Regions from separate parts of the Homo sapiens genome. Here region 2 is linked to region 1. Evidence: read pairs that join two places in POLR2A ChIA-PET (ENCODE). Cell type or tissue: K562. All regions are shown on one strand. Links, peaks and the distances in the headings refer to the core of each region. The heading gives the core; the rest is flanking DNA. Region 1 holds the start of SBK3 (SH3 domain binding kinase family member 3). Region 2 overlaps KIR3DL2 (killer cell immunoglobulin like receptor, three Ig domains and long cytoplasmic tail 2).

Region 1 (8,332 bases), core at 121-8,120:
TGGCTGCGGCTCTGTGGCCCATGACTCTGCTGCTTCATGCCTCACTGTCCCCATCAGGAAATTGGAAACCATCATTCTACCGACCCAGGGCTTGTTGGGAGGACTCCACAAAGTCTTAAGTGAAAAAGAGAGAGAGACCGAGAGAGCGTGACCAGGGCCTGGCACCAAGTAAGCACCGAGTGTTACTATATTACTGTATCATCATCACTGTATTATTTCATTAAAATTTTTTGAATAACACATACTCACAGGAAAAATTCAAATAATGTAAAAGGCACAGTGGTAAAAAGTTCCCTGAAAGTCATACGGGATGTTGACGTTGATTCCTGACTCATAAAGCAAATAAGGCATTTTTTTTTCTTTTTTTTTTTTTTTTTTTTTTTTTTTGAGACAGAGTCTTACTCTGCCGCCAGGCTGGAGTTCAGTGGTCCATCTTGGCTCACTGCAACCTCTACCTCCCAGGTTCAAGCAATTCTCCTGCCTCAGCCTCCCGAGTAGCTGGGATTACAGGCACCTGCCACCATACCCAGCTAATTTTTGTATTTTTAGTAGAGAGGGGGGTTTCACCTTGTTGGTCAGGCCGGTCTCGAATTCTTGACCTCAGGTGATCCACCTGCCTCGGCCTCCCAAAGTGCTGGGATTATAGGCATGAGCCACCGCGCCCAGCCAAGGCATTTAAAAAAAAATAAATGTGAGAAACTGAAGACAGACTTGTTATTATCTGATTTCGAGAAATTGTTGGGCTGGATACTGTGGCTCACACCTGTATTCTCAGCACTTTGGTAGACCGAGGTAGGAAGATCACTTGAGCCTAGGAGTTTGAGACCAGCCTGGGCAACACAGCAAGACCCTATCTTAAATTTTTTATTTTTTATTTAATTTAATTTTATTTTTTTGAGACAGACTCTCGCTCTGTCGCCCAGGCTGGGGTGCAGTGGCGCCATCTCGGCTCCCTGCAACCTCTGCCTCCCGGGTTCAAGCGATTCTTCTGCCTCAGCCTCTTGAGTAGCTGGGATTACAGACACACGCCACCACGACTGGGTAATTTTTGTATCTGTAGTAGAGATGGGGTTTCACCATGTTGGCCAGGCTGGTCTCGAACTCCCGACCTCAGGCAATTTGCCCGCCTCAGCCTCCCAAAGTGCTGGGATTACAAGCGTGAGCCATCACACCTGGCCTCATCTTCAATTTTGTTAAAAAAGTCATTATGACAATTTTACTGTAGCTGAGCTAGAAATTTTCCTTACTTTTACAGATAGGTACTCTCAAATGTTTGGGCACAATTCATCACAATGCCTGTAGTTTAGTTTATAACTTGTAGCTTTTCATGAAGGAAAATTTCCAGCATAACCAGAAACAGAGGAATAAAATGAGTCCCTTCCCTCTCACTTGTCTCACCACCCACCCACCACCCCCCCATACACACACACACACACACACACACACACACATTTTCTTTTCTTTTGCCAGACTTTTTTGTTTGTTTGTTTTTGAGATAGAGTTTTGCTCTTGTTACCCAGGCTGGAGTGCAATCGTGCCATCTTGGCTCACCGCAACCTCCGCCTCCCGGGTTCAAGTGATTCTCCTGCCTCAACCTCCCAAGTAGCTGGGATTACAAGCATACACCACCATGCCCAGCTAATTTTGTATTTTTAGTAGAGACGGGGTTTCTCCATGTTGTTCAGGCTAGTCTCGAACTCCCGACCTCAGGTGATCCGCCCGCCTCGGCCTCCCAAAGTGCTGGGATTAGAGGCGTGAGTCACCGCGCCCAGCCGGCCAGATGATTTTAAAGCAAACACACCAGGCAGCTCAGCATTTCCACTTCCAAAAGACTTCAATATTTATCATTTACTTGAAACTAGTTTGTATGCCCCCGCCGACAAAGAAATAAAGATCAAGAAAGTATGGCCAAGTGGCCACATCTGTGAAGTTTAGCCAATGGGTGTTCATGACAGCACTTTTTTGTTTGTTTGTTTTTGTTTTGTTGTTATTATTTGTTTGTTTGTTTGTTGTTTGTTTTTGAGACGGAGTCCCGCTCTGTTGCCCAGGCTGGAGTGCAGTGGTGCGATCTCGGCTCACCACAACCTCCGCCTCCCTGGGTTCAAGCGATTCTCCTGCCTCAGCCTGCCCAGTAGCTGGGACTACAGGCACGGACAGCACTTTTTCTACTTTTCTGTAGGTTTGCGACTTTCCCCAATCTAACCTCCGAACAGCAAAGGAAGTTCTACCTCTGCCCCTCCTTGGGTCCCTTCCAGCTCCCCAGAGGCCAGCGCCACAGCCTGTTTCCTGCAGATCCTTCCAGCGCCTACGCGTCGCTGCCGTTGCTGTGTCTTTATTAATAGCAGGGCTGTAGTAGTAGTGGAAACACGAGTGGGGCAGGCAGCAGGCCTCTGAGTCACACAGGCCTGGCCCGGGGCCCGCTCCCCTTCTGACCTTGTGTAACACGATCGTTTCTCGGAACCTCAGTTTCCTGCTCCGTAAACTGGGGATAAATACTGACCCTTTGGGCAGCTGGGAGGATCCAGTGTAAAGCCCCGCACAGGGCTAGGCGCGGAACAGGTGCTGAGAACATGAGAGCACCTCTGTCCCTGGCGCTTCCCACAGCTACTTCAGCTCCTGAGTCCTGCAGGAGGAGGGGCTGGGCCTGGACTCCTGGGTCTGAGGGAGGAGGGGCTGGGGACCTGGGTCTGAGGAAGGAGAGGCTGGGAGTCTGTACTCCTGGGTCTGAGGGAGAAGGGGCTGGGAGCCTGGACTCCTGGGTCTGAGGGAGGAGGGGCTGGGGCCTGGACTCCTGGGTCTGAGGGAGGAGGAGCTGGAGTCTGGACTCCTGGGTCTGAGGGTGGAGAAACTGGGGACCTGGACTCCTGGGTGTGAGGGAGGAGGTGCTGGAGACCTGGACTCCTGGGTCTGAGGGAGGAGGGGCTGGGGCCTGGACTCCTGGGTCTGAGGATGGAGGAACTGGGGACCTGGACTCCTGGGTGTGAGGGAGGAGGGGCTGGAGGCCTGGACTCCTGGGTCTGAGGGAGGAAGGGCTGGGGTCCTGGACTCCTGGGTCTGAGGGAGGAGGGGCTGGGGGCCTAGACTCCTGGATCTGAGGGAGGAGGAGCTGGAGGCCTGGACTCTTGGGTCTGAGGGAGGTGGGGCTTGGGGCCTAGACTCCTGGGTCTGAGGATGGAGGAACTGGGGACCTGGACTCCTGGGTGTGAGGGAGGAGGAGCTGGGGCCAGCACTCCTGGTGTGAAGGAGGAGGGCTTTGGGAACTGTTCCCTGGTCCCTGGACACCAGCGCTCCTGGCCTCTGGGGCAAGACAGAGGTGCTCAGCTCTGGGCCAGTCATCCCAGCTCAGGTGTGTGGAGGGGTCTGTCCCACCCTTTCCTCTGCCCTCAGGCCTGGGCCTTGTTGGGGGTTCACAATATGTTTTGTCCCGTCTGTCCTGGGACTGGAGCCCAGAGTCCAAGCTGGTCTAAGTTTGGAAGGGAGAGGGAGGGGGCAGCGGTCAGAGGGGGTGAGGGAGGGGTGTGGGGGGACAGGATGTCTCTGTCTCTGAGCTGTCACACACACCCCTGTCCCAGGCCCAGAGAAAGGGAGGGACAAAGGCTTTGAGAGAGAGTCAGGAACAAAGAGGAGGAGAGAGACGCAGAGACACTGGGGAGAGCGGACGGAGATGCCCAGAGGGGCCGGGAGAGACGGGAAACAGACAGACAGAGAGAGGGGAGCAGGCAGGGAGCAGAGCGTGGAGACACCCCCAGAGTTGGTGGAGAAAGAGTGGAGACAGTGTGCGGACAGGGGAGAGGGGCCGGCGACCCACAGAGACGGGACAGGGAGGGGGAGTCCCACCCCAGAGACCCAAGTGCGAGACAGAGACAGGGAGGGTGGAGAGAGAGAGACGGGGAGAGAAGGAGACAAAGACGCACAAAGAGAGAGGATAGACGGAGCAAGAGAGAGGCTGACAGAAAGGTGTTCCTGTAGAAGGAAGGAGAGACTGGGGTTGGCTAAAGAGAGGGGAAGAGAGGGTGTGGGGAGTAAGGGCTATCACCTGGGAAGCACAGCAGGGAATACACCCAGAGGGTGGCAGGAGGGCACAGAGAGGCAGAGACACTCCTCCAGCTAGACAGAGCCGGACAGACAAGGGGCGACTGAGGCTGACCTTGCAGACGAGCTTCCATCCCTTGGCTCTGCGCAGCGAGAACCTGTGGGGTGCAGGGGGCTGGTTGCTTTCTGGGGAGCCCTGACGGGGGGGTCCCGCCCAAGGGCCACCCCACATCAGGAAGCCCTGAGATGGAGCGCAGGGCCTCCGAGACCCCTGAGGATGGGGACCCAGAGGTGAGAGACGGGAGCCAGGGGAGGAAGACAGAGAGAGAAAAGAAGGAGAGAGAGGCAGGAGGCAACACGGGGAGAGAGAGGAAGAGAAACAGAAAACAGGGAAACGCAAAGACCTCAGAGACCCAGACCCAGGGAGAGAGGATGACAGAGATCCAAGGACACACAGCGAGACCAAGGCCCCCAGAGAATTGGACTCAGAAACACACAGCGGGATGCACAGGGGAAGAGGACGGTGGAGAGAGAGACCAGGGTGGGCAGGGGGACTGTGTGGGCTGAGGATGCACCCCCACTCGGGGCTGGGGGCTCCTGGCCTGCTCCCACAGACAGGGGCAGGCGGGGCCTCTGTGGCAGTGACCCCTAACCTCTCCAGGACACAAAAACAGGTGGCCCGAGTCCGGGTGAGTCACTGTGACTCATCCTCCTCTCTGGGGACAGTGACCCCTGTCCCCTGCCCCACCCTCCATCCTGGGGCTGCGCCGTGACCTCCTCCCCCACCACTCTCAGTGGACCCCAGACGCGCCCCCTCCTCACCCTGCCCCTCTCCCGTAGGAGGACACAGCCACAGCCCTCCAACGGCTGGTGGAGCTGACGACCAGCAGGGTGACCCCGGTGAGGAGCCTTCGGGACCAGTACCACCTCATCCGGAAGCTGGGCTCCGGCTCCTACGGCCGCGTGCTCCTTGCCCAGCCTCACCAGGGGGGTGAGTTCAGCCACCCAAGGGCAGCCTCCCCAACTGCCCCACAATAAGCATTCTCGGAAGCCACCCAGACAGGGGGCATTCCCAGGAGGAGCTGATGGGGACCCTTCTCAGTGGGGGTACTCTGAAAGTTAAGAGCTCTGGGATCTTCTGAGAAACACAGGCCCCACCCCAGAGAGGGCGAGGGACTGCCTACGGTCCCACAGCAGGACAGGTATGCAACTCAAGTTGGAACCCAAGTCACCACCGTGTCTCTTACTTGATGCCAGGGGAAACTGAGGCCCGGAGAGGGTGAGGCGGCTGTGCAAGCCCACGCCGCAGTCCGAGGCAGAGCAGGGAGGGTCTTCAAAGAAGGTCTCCTCCCACCCACACTTCACAGACAGGGGAGCCCGTGCTGCCCATGAGAAGTGTGAGGCTCAGAGAGTTTACACGGCTTCCCTCAGGCCCCACAGCAGGACTGGAGCCGCCTGAGTGTCCCTCCGACCCATCTCCCTGGCAGGTCCAGCTGTGGCTCTGAAGCTCCTGCGTCGGGATTTGGTCCTGAGAAGCACCTTCCTGAGGGAGTTCTGTGTGGGCCGCTGCGTCTCTGCACACCCAGGCCTGCTGCAGACCCTGGCAGGACCCCTACAGACCCCCCGCTATTTTGCCTTCGCCCAGGAGTACGCGCCCTGTGGGGACCTCAGCGGGATGCTGCAGGAAAGGGTGAGGCCACGAGGGACAAAGGTTGGGAGTGCTTATCCCAGGTCCAACTCTGTCCCAAGCCCCGTCTCTGTCTCCAACTCTGACCCCAAATCAGGGCCCGCCCAATCCATCTCCACCCTGAGCCCCCACATGACCTCCCCCTTTCTAATTCTCAACGAGGTTCCATGCCTGACCTCAACCCTAATCCATCCAATCACCCAAACACAATCGTGGAAAGGCAGGGAGCTGGGGGTGGGATTGAGGATGGACTGGAGTCAATGAAGGGGGTGGGGAGGGAGACAGGGTTGGGATTTTAGTTGACTCTGAGGTTAGGGTGTGGGCATGGGTGGAGTTGGGTGGGTTGAGTTTAGAGTTGATTATAGATTCATCGTGAGTATGGAGAAAAGCATGAATGGGCTGCAGAGAGAAGCAGAGACGGTTGAGGATGTGTATATAGACTGAGTTGGAGATGGGCTATAATGGGGTTTCTTCTAGAAAGGAGACCAGGTCAGGACAGAACCCATGATATTCTAGGGTCTCTCGAGTTTGGAGATTAGGGGTAGGGATAGTTTCAGGAATAGATTTTGGATTTGAGATAAAGTTAGGGATAAATGGAAGGAATAAAAGAAGGAAGGGGATGAGGAAGGTACATGTGGAGAAATGAGTCTCATTGAGAATTAGAAGGATGGAAGGATGGGTGAGTGGACAGATGGGTGGGTGAATAGATGGGTGGAAGGAAGGACTGGTAGATGGATGGGTGGGTGGATGGATGGGTGGGTGGGTGGGTGGATGGATGGATGGATGGATGGATGGATGAAAGGATTGGTGGGTGAGTGGATGGATGGATGGATGAGTGGGTGGGTGGATGGAAGGATCCATGGGTGGATGGATGGGTGGGTGGATGGATGGATGGTGGATGGATGGATGGGTGGGTGGGTGGATGGATGGGTGGGTGGATGGGTGGATGAAAGGATTGGTGGGTGGATGGATGGATGGATGAAAGGTTTGGTAGGTGAGTGGATGGATGGATGAAAGGTTTGGTGGGTGAGTGGATGGATGGATGAGTGGATGGGTGGGTGGGTGGGTGGATGAAAGGATTGGTTGAGTGGACGGGTGGGTGGGTGGATGGAAGGATCCGTGGGTGGATGGATGGATGGGTGGATGGATGGATGGATGGGTGGGTGGATGGATGGGTGGGTGGGTAGATGGAGGGGTGGATGGATGGATGAAAGGATTGGTGGGTGGATGGATGGATGGAAGGAAGGATTGGTGGGTGGATGGACGGATGGATGGATGGATGGATGGATCGATAGAAGGAAGGATTGGTGGGTGGATGGATGGGTGGATGGATGGATGAAAGGTTTTGTGGGTGAGTGAATGGATGGATGAGTGGATGGGTAGGTGGGTGGGTGGATGAAAGGATTGGTTGAGTGGATAGGTGGGTGGGTGGATGGAAGAATTGGTGGATGGATGGGTGGGTGGATGGCTGCATGGACGGATGGATGAAAGGATTGGTGGGCGGATGGATGGATGGACGGAAGGAAGGATTGGTGGATGGATGGATGGATGGATGAAAGGATTGGTGGGCGGATGGGTGGATGGATGGAAGGAAGGATTGGTGGGTGGATGGATGGATGGATGGATGGATGGATGAAAGGTTTGGTGGGTGAGTGAGTGGTGGATGGATGAGTGGATGGGTGGGTGGGTGGATGGAAGGATTGGTTGAGTGGATGGATGGATGGGTGGGTGGACGGAAGGATTGGTGGATGGATGATTAATGGATGGTGAGTGGATGGGTGAAAGGAAGCAAGGGAGGATGAATATATGGATGTTGGATATTAAATAACAGAATAACTTATTGGATTGCTGACTGGTTGGTGGAATGGATGTTGGATGGACACACTGTTCAATACTGTTGGAAGGATGGATGGCTTCATGGATGAATTGCTGCCTGGCCAGCTGGCTGGCTAGACGGATAGATAATCAATTGATGAAATAAACTGGGGAATTTTAGAAAAGCCTCTGAGTTAGAGATGGGGTCTAGACTCATACAAGACTAAGATTAGGGTTAAGAATGAAATTTGAGTTCTCACTGGAGAAGATCTGGATGGTCAGTTTACAAAAGATATATAAGAAATGTTCACAGTGGGCCTGAGTGTTTGAGTTAGGAGAATCTTTGAAAGAAGCTAAAAGAAGGAGCTACTGGTTATAACTGGGGTTCCAGTGGGGAAAACTGGGAGACCAGCTGGGAGTTGGTCTACAGGAGTGCAGATATGGCTGCAGGTTGAGGTTGAGGATGATGGAGAGAAAGTCTTTGGGAGCATGTGGTGGGAACACTGGAGGTAGCCACTAGTCTGGGGTTCTAGATTCTCAAACCCCAAGAGTCAAACTTTTAGGACTTAGGAATCTAGAGCCTCTTTCAAAAATTATTCAGAAGGAACCAACTGGTGCAGTGCCTCATGCCTATAATCCCAGCACTTTGGGAGGCCAAGGCAGGAGGATCGCTTGAGGCCAGGAGTTTGAGACCAGCCTGGACAACATAAAAAAGACAAAACCAAGACACTCTGACCCTCCTCCTGTCTTCTTGACCTCAGGGCCTCCCAGAACTGCTGGTGAAGCGGGTGGTGGCCC
Region 2 (8,332 bases), core at 278-8,277, 680 kb after region 1:
CTCAGTAAATAACATTGGACCAGAGGGTTACAAGCAGGAAAAAATAAATCTAAGCTTATTTTCACACCATAAAAACACTGCTAATTTTTTATCTTATTATCATACATTTTGATGATTTATTTATAAAATTGATGAATGAAAATTATATACAGTTGTCCTTCACTATTCATGGGTGATTGGTTCCAGGAAACCCCCCTCCCTACCAGACACCAAAATCTGCAGATGCTCAAGCCTGTTGCATGAAATGGCACAGCGTTTGCATATAACCCATGCACATCCTCCTGTATACATGAAATCATCTCTAGATTACTTATAATTCCTGATACAGCCTACACACCACCTCACTTGTGTCCACACAATATAGTATTTTTGCTTTTTGGAACTTTGTGGATTTTTTCTCTGAATATTTTTGATTTATATTTGGTTCAATAAACACCTGTAAACCCCACAGATATGGAGGAGCGACTGTATATTTATAGTATGAAAGATGATGTGTTGACATGTGTCCCTGTGGAGATGAGACTAACAAGGCCTATGACTCTACAAATGTTTCATCTTGGAATGACTCTGCCAGCTTTCCAGGTCTGCAGAGAGTAAGAATATCACTTGTTCATGTGATTCACGATCCTTGGAACCTCCTATGTGCTGCATCTTTGGATGGAAATTGGAGTCCCAGAGACAAATGAGGCTCCACCCTGCTTCCAGAAGCTCAGAGTCCAGGGCTGAGAACCCAGTAGAGAACATATCAGGTTATATGGACATAGTAATGATAACACTGGAAACTTTTGGCGAATAAAGAGTCACATTATCGAAACCATGAGGGCAGACATGTTTATTTGAAGAGGAGAGAGCTACACTGAAGTTATAAAAAAAATTTATAAATTTTACTGATGACAGAAGGCTGAAAGATAGTCTGAGGGGAGGTGGAACAGCATGAGGGAAGGTGGAACAGCAAGTGTGTAAGTGCCGTGTTAAGAGGGAGCCTCTTGTATGTTTGGAATTGTGAGTTCCTCAGTGTGATTGCAGCCTCAAGTAGGACTAGGAAGTAAGCCAGTTAGGTTGGAGAGGTGGGCAGGGGTCAAGTGAAATAGATACTTGTGGGCTAAGCAAAGGAGTGTGTTTTCTCTGCAGCAGGCAGTGGCGACCTTAGGCATTTGTAAGCAAGAGAGAGGCATGTTCAGATTCGTGGTGTGAGGAAGAGCGATCCCCTAAGATGCAGACTGATGCCTTCAGATTCCAGCTGCTGGTTCATTGGATCTGGCAACCTGGTTTTGAGACAGGGCTGTTGTCTCCCTAGAAAACCCCCTCAAGACCTGACTGTGGTGCTCGTGGGCAGGAGACAACTTTGGATCTGGGCTCAGCATTTGGAAGTTCCGTGTACACGCTGGTATCTGTTAGGGGTGTCTTGGGCCTCTGAGAAGGGCGACTGATTTTTCTCTGTATGAAAACGCAGTGATCCAACTGTGCGTACGTCACCTCCTGAGGGTCTTGTTCATCAGAGTCCTGGAGAGAGGGAAATGCTGAGTGAGGGAGGGTGCTCACATTTTTCAGGACTATTAGGGATAAGACTGTATCCGTGAGGCTGGGCCGAGGAGGACCTACCTGCCTATTCACTGTTCTGTCCCCCGCAGGCTCTTGGTCCATTACAGCAGCATCTGTAGGAGACGGAAGTCATCAAAACCGCTTGGAGGGCCCTTCTGGGTCCTCATTTCATGGGCAGACACCAACCCACAGGGGGAGGCTGTAGGTGCCTGAGGCTCTTCAGCTGCCAACATCCAGACTCAGACATTCTATCTCTCTGAGTTCAAGACCCCATCCCATGAAGTGCTCTCAATTGGCATCCCATTGATTCTGTCTCCCACTTTCTGCCTGTCATGGAAGCTTCTGGATGTCAGTAGCTGCAGGGGATGTGAGGATACAGTTCAGAACCAGGCAATGGTCTGTGAGCTGAAGGCAGGGGCAGGTTGTCTGGTGCTCTCTCTAGAAAGCCCTGCCTCTGTGGCTCCTCCCTTGGGCCAGGGACCATCCTGCCAGTGAGGAACACACACCCGCGTGCTCCCATCCTGCTTCCCCACATGGCCCTGAGCTCTCTGGCCTCTGCTTCGTGAGACTTACTCTTTTTGTTGGAGCACCAGCGATAAAGGAGAAAGAAGAGGAGGAGGATGAAGAGGAAGATGACCACTGAGGTCCCAATCAGAACATGCAGGTGTCTGCAGATACCTGGAGGAAGATGGGAATCCAATAAGAAGCTAATCATAGCAGTTCCTCTTTATGGATTGTCTCATTTCTTGATTGACAGGTAACCACATGGAACATCTCCTTAGGACAAGCAGCCTGATGGCGGGAGACCCAGCTTTCTCCTGCTTTCTCAGTTACAGCTCTCATAGAAACCATAGAACATGCTGAGGATACAGCTGCTTTAGTTTAGATGTTTGACCCTTTGAAACCTCACACTGAAATATTGAAATTTAACCCCCAGTGTGGAAGTTTGGGCCTATGGGAAGGTGTTTGAGTCATGGAGGTGGATCCATCATGAATAGATTAATGCTGCCCCACATGATGGGGTTAGCAAGTTCCCCCTCTATTAGTTCCCGGAGGGCTGGTTGTTAAAAAGAGCTTGGAAGCTCCATCGCTCGCCCTCCCCCTTGCTCCCTCTCTTGCCATGTGATCTCTGTGGTCTCTGCACAGACAGACCCTCCTTCCCTTCTGCCAGAGTGGGAGCAGCCTGAGGCCGTCACAGGAAACAGATGCTGGTGCCATGCTTCCAGTACAGCCTGCAGAACTGTGAGGCAAACAAATCTGTTTTCTCTAGAAGTTGCCCAGGCTCTGGGATGCAAGGCTGGTTCAATATATGCAAATCAATAAATGTAATCCATCATATAAACAGAACCAAAGACAAAAACCGGACGACTATCTCAATAGATGCAGAAAAGGCCTTTGACAAAATTCAACAACGCTTCATGCTAAAAACTCTCAATAAATTAGGCATTGATGGGACGTATCTCAAAATAATAAGAGCCATCTATAACAAACCCACAGCCAGTATCATACTGAATGGGCAAAAACTGGAAGCATTCCCTTTGAAAACTGGCACAAGACAGGGATGCCCTCTTTCACCACTCCTATTCAACATAGTGTTGGAAGTTCTGGCCAGGGCAATTAGGCAGGAGAAGGAAATAAAGGGTATTCAATTAGGAAAAGAGGAAGTCAAATTGTCCCTGTTTGCAGATGACATGATTGTATATATAGAAAACCCCATTGTCTCAGCCCAAAATCTCCTTAAGCTGATAAGCAGCTTCTACAAAGTCTCAGGATACAGAATCAATGTACAAAAATCACAAGCATTCTTATACACCAATAACAGACAAACAGAGAGCCAAATCATGAGTGAACTCCCATTCACAATTGCTTCAAAGAGAATAAAATACCTAGGAATCCAACTTACAAGGGATATGAAGGACCTCTTCAAGGAGAACTACAAACCACTGCTCAATGAAATAAAAGAGGATACAAACAAATGGAAGAACATTCCATGCTCATGGGTAGGAAGAATCAAGATCGTGAAAATGGCCATACTGCCCAAGGTAATTTATAGATTCAATGCCATCCCCATCAAGCTACCAATGACTTTCTTCACAGAATTGGAAAAAACTACCTTAAAGTTCATATGGAATCAAAAAAGAGCCTGCATTGCCAAGTCAATCCTAAGCCAAAAGAACAAAGCTGGAGGCATCATGCTGCCTGACTTCAAACTATACTACAAGGCTACAGTAACCAAAACAGCATGGTACTGGTACCAAAACAGAGATATAGATCAATGGAACAGAATAGAGCCCTCAGAAATAATGCCACATATCTACAACTATGTGATCTTTGACAAACCTGAGAAAAACAAGCAATGGGGAAAGGATTCCCTATTTAATAAATGGTGCTGGGAAAACTGGCTAGCCATAGGTAGAAAGCTGAAACTGGATCCCTTCCTTACACCTTATACAAAAATTAATTTGAGATGGATTAAAGACTTAAACGTTAGACCTAAAACCATAAAAACCCTAGAAGAAAACCTAGGCATTACCATTCAGGACATAGGCATGGACAAGGACTTCATGTCTAAAACACCAAAAGCAACGGCAACAAAAGCCAAAATTGACAAACGGGATCTAATTAAACTAAAGAGCTTCTGCACAGCAAAAGAAACTACCATCAGAGTGAACAGACAACCTACAAAATGGGAGAAAATTTTCGCAACCTACTCATCTGACAAAGGGCTAATATCCAGAATCTACAATGAACTCAAACAAATTTACAAGAAAAAAACAAACAATCCTATCAAAAAGTGGGCAAAGGACATGAACAGACACTTCTCAAAAGAAGACATTTATGCAGCCAAAAAACACATGAAAAAATGCTCACCATGACTGGCCATCAGAGAAATGCAAATCAAAACCACAATGAGATACCATCTCACACCAGTTAGAATGGCGATCATTAAAAAGTCGGGAAACAACAGGTGCTGGAGAGGATGTGGAGAAATAGGAACACTTTTACACTGTTGGTGGGACTGTAAACTAGTTCAACCATTGTGGAAGTCAGTGTGGCGATTCCTCAGGGATCTAGAGCTTGAAATACCATTTGACCCAGCCATCCCATTACTGGGTATAAACCCAAAGGACTATAAATCATGCTGCTATAAAGACACATGGACACGTATGTTTATTGTGGCACTATTCACAATAGCAAAGACTTGGAACCAACCCAAATGTCCAACAATGATAGACTGGATGAAGAAAATGTGGCACATATACACCATGGAATACTATGCAGCCATAAAAAATGATGAGTTCATGTCCTTTGCAGGGACATGGATGAAATTGGAAATCATCATTCTCAGTAGACTATCACAAGGACAAAAATCCAAACACCGCATGTTCTCACTTATAGGTGGGAATTGAACAATGAGAACACATGGACACAGGAAGGGGAACATCACACTCTGGGGACTGTTGTGGGGTGGGGGGAGGGGGGAGGGATAGCATTAGGAGATATACCTAATGCTAAATGACGAGTTGATGGGTGCAGCACACCAGCATGGCACATGTATACATATGTAACTAACCTGCACATTGTGCACATGTACCCTAAAACTTAAAGTATAATAATAATAAAAATTTTAAAAAAAAGCTCATCAGAAGCACTATACAAAAAAAAAAAAAAAAAAAAAAGAAGTAACCCAGGCTCAAGTGTTCTTTTATAGCAACAAAAATGGACTAAGACAGCAACGTCCTGAGATCAGGAGGAACGTCTCAGAACAGCCTGTGCTGTCTTCCTGTTCTTCCTGGAGGAGGACGTCATGCAGTGCTTTAGCTGAGTGCTTCCTGTGGCTTCAGGGTACAAAACCCAGGCTGGGCTATTTTCTGGCTTCCCCCAGATACACTGCAAATGAGGTGACTCCATATGTCCCGAGCAGCTTTTCTGAGCCTTGAGGGACTGGCTCACGTTGAAATGTAGGCTTCTGTTGTCACTCGCTGCTTATCTGTTAGTAATGAACCTGCCTATGTAACGTATTCTCTGTGTGTTCTGTCTCCCTGGAGTGACGGTGAGTGATAGAAATTGGCATAGGCCCAGGTGCAGTACAGCAGGTGTTTAGAGTCTTCTCTGGAAAGACTGGACTGGGATTGATACACAGTGAATGTGCTTTACAGTTTCTACATCCACAACCCTCTTGACTCAAATTACATTCTCCAAGAAAAGGACACAAAAGTGAAATCAAGATCAAAAAAGCAAAGTAGAATTCTCTTATGTCAAACAGCCAGGAAATAATGATGAAGCCCATGTGAAACGTGCTACTCTTTGTGATCTCGCGAGACACATGTTAGGCTGCTGTTCCACCTGAGAGGCTGGGGGAAAGACCACCCCCTCCACCATCTATTGCTTCAAAACCACCTGTCCTCCTGTGAATTAGTAGGAAAGGGGAGCAGGAGCTAGTGCTGGTGCTGATCTCTGATTCCAAGATCTGAACTCACTCCAAGGAGTATTAGCGTTTACCTCCCCATGATCTATCTGTATCTCCACAGGTGATTGGAAGTAGGGGTGAGGTGGGGGATTTGGGTGAGGGGGAAAGTTTCTTGTGATGAACAGAGCACTTTCCCTATTTCAGGGCCTGTGCTGGTGGGTTCAGGGGGCTTTCATATTTTCCATATGATCTCATGTTCACAGAAAGCCAAATATGGAAGAGGTTTTAGGCTGATTTTCTAATGGATAAGATAAAGGATCAAAGAAGTAATTATAGAGGAATAGAAAAATGATGATTGGAATTCAGGTGCCTGCATCATTTGTGTATATTATTATATTTATGTATTTTTTATTTTTATTTTTTGAGACAGAGTATCCCTGTGTAGCCCAGGCTGGTGTGCAGTGATGCGATCTCCACTCACTGCAACCTCTGCCTCCAGGGCTGAAGTCATTCTCCTGCTTCCTCCTCCAGAGTAGCTGGGATTACAGTCATGCACCACCATCATGCCTGTTTAATTTTTGTATTTTTAGTAGAGATAGGGTTTCTCCATGTTGGCCAGGCTGGTCTCGAACTCCTGACTTCATGTGATCCACCCGCGTTGGCCTCCTGAAGTGCTGGGTTACAGGCGTGAGCCACCGTTCACAGCCTTGTATATTATGCTATACTAGGTCCCTTCATTTGCACCACCCCTCATCTAGCTCTCCCTCCTCTGCCAGGTATTGATTTAGATGCAGGAGAAATAAATCTCAGAAATAAGTTAGTGAAGCGAGGATTAAACTACCAGGAAAAATTAAACCCAGCAAGCCTTTCCAGCCAATGATTCTACCTCACAAACATATCTTATATCCATCTACTTCATTCATTTAGTGTCTAAATCAGCACCACATTTCACCAGTGGGGCGGCAATTGCCTTTTCCACGGTCTCCTAGATTCCAGTTATGCAACTGAGCCTCCCTTATTTTCATGTCAGTCATATTAATCATGTAGGGATTCCTGGTTACCTCGAGGTGAATCCAATGGCTGTGAGTGTCAAACACACGCTCCTTGTTGCTCCTTAGTTTCCTGTGTACCCAGTGTGCTCTCCGTCTCTCTACAGTCATCTTGTCATTCTCCCCACCTCATTCCCAGCATTTGAGTCAGAGCCTCTTCCTTCCACATCAGATTGTTTTCACCTTTGTGCCTTCACGGCTGACAGCTGTGTGTGCAAAATCCTTCCGCCAATCTTTCAGGGGTTCAATCCGTGTTTTTCATTAATGTCACAAATATCTGATTAGTGAGAACTTCTCTGTCACCTGAAATAATACACTCAGCATTATCTATTATTGATTTGAAAATTTGGCTTGGCCCCGTGGCTCATGCCTCTTATCCCAGCGTGTTGGGAGGCAGAGGCTATTGGATCACCTGAGGTTGGGAATTTGAGACCAGCCTGGCCAACATGGTGAAACATCCTCTCTACAGAAAATATGCAAAAAGAGTTAGCCGGGCGTGGTGGTTGTGGTCTGTAATCCCAGCTACTGGAGAGGCTGAGGGAGGAGATCAGTTCAGCCCAGGAGGTGGAGGTTGCAGTGAGCCGAGATCATGCCACCGCACTCTAGCCTGGACGACAGAGCAAGGCTCCGTCTCAATAAACAAGTAGGTAAATACATAAATAAATAGATTTCATGCACAGATGCTTCTCAATAGATCATTCATTTATTGGTCCCCTTGTGCCTACATTTTCTGCCCTCCCATTTAACCATCTGCAAGATCAGTGTCCCAAGAACAGAGGCCAAATGCATCTTGTTCACTGTTTGTGGAAGGCAGGAGAATGTTGTCCCACCCCAAAAATGTCCATGTCCTAGCCTCCATAGCTTGTGAATATGTTATTTTACATGAAAGGAGGAATGAAGATTGCAGATGGAATTATGGTTGCTAGTCAGCTGAACTTAAAAGGAGGGTATCCTGGATGATTTCCGGGAGATTATGATGGATTTTCATCTTGGTGAACCCAATAGAATCCCCAAGTTTTCAAAAGAAGGGCAAGAAGGGAGAGCAGCATTCAGAGAAAGAGGTGTGGTAAGGAAGAAGGGTCTGAGTGATGCCATGTGAGATGTGACCAGTCTTTGTGGGCTTTGAGGAAGGAGGAAGGGTACCAGGAGCCAAGGAACATGGGAGCCTCTAGAAGCTGAGAAAAGTGAGAAGCAGATTCTTGCCTGGAACCCTCAGAGGGAAGGCAGCCTTGCTGTCACCTTGATTTTAGCCCAGTGACATGCACGTCATGCTTTGAGCTACAGCACTGTAAGATAATTAAATAACCGTTTTGTTTTCACACACGAATCT

What was found. ChIA-PET counts read pairs that join two places held together with the same protein. Peaks named below come from ENCODE experiments on the same cell type or tissue, not always from the same donor. Only the 100,000 strongest peaks of a DNase experiment are listed, where the experiment ranks them.
Region 2: POLR2A ChIA-PET joins it to region 1 with 5 read pairs; 2 of 35 experiments call an interaction of 5 or more read pairs at or near these places.

The regions. Positions count from the first base shown.
Region 1 is chr19:55,541,490-55,549,821 of GRCh38, reverse strand. It overlaps SBK3 (SH3 domain binding kinase family member 3), which reads left to right and starts at 4,279. Exons shown (of 4, transcript NM_001199824.2): 1 at 4,279-4,323; 2 at 4,873-5,023; 3 at 5,520-5,722; 4 at 8,296-8,332. The coding sequence starts at 4,279. RefSeq lists a silencer at 2,225-2,519 and an enhancer at 4,041-4,877. In K562, for the core only: no CTCF peak of the experiment used is centred there; DNase peaks (open chromatin) are centred at 2,341 and 4,731; H3K4me3 peaks cover 241 bases.
Region 2 is chr19:54,859,693-54,868,024 of GRCh38, reverse strand. It overlaps KIR3DL2 (killer cell immunoglobulin like receptor, three Ig domains and long cytoplasmic tail 2), which reads right to left. Exons shown (of 9, transcript NM_006737.4): 7 at 2,116-2,220; 8 at 1,603-1,655; 9 at 818-1,503. The coding sequence ends at 1,294. Among named protein-coding and RNA genes, the nearest start is that of FCAR, 10 kb to the left of the region's middle. In K562, for the core only: no CTCF peak of the experiment used is centred there; no DNase peak of the experiment used is centred there; H3K27me3 peaks cover 1,692 bases.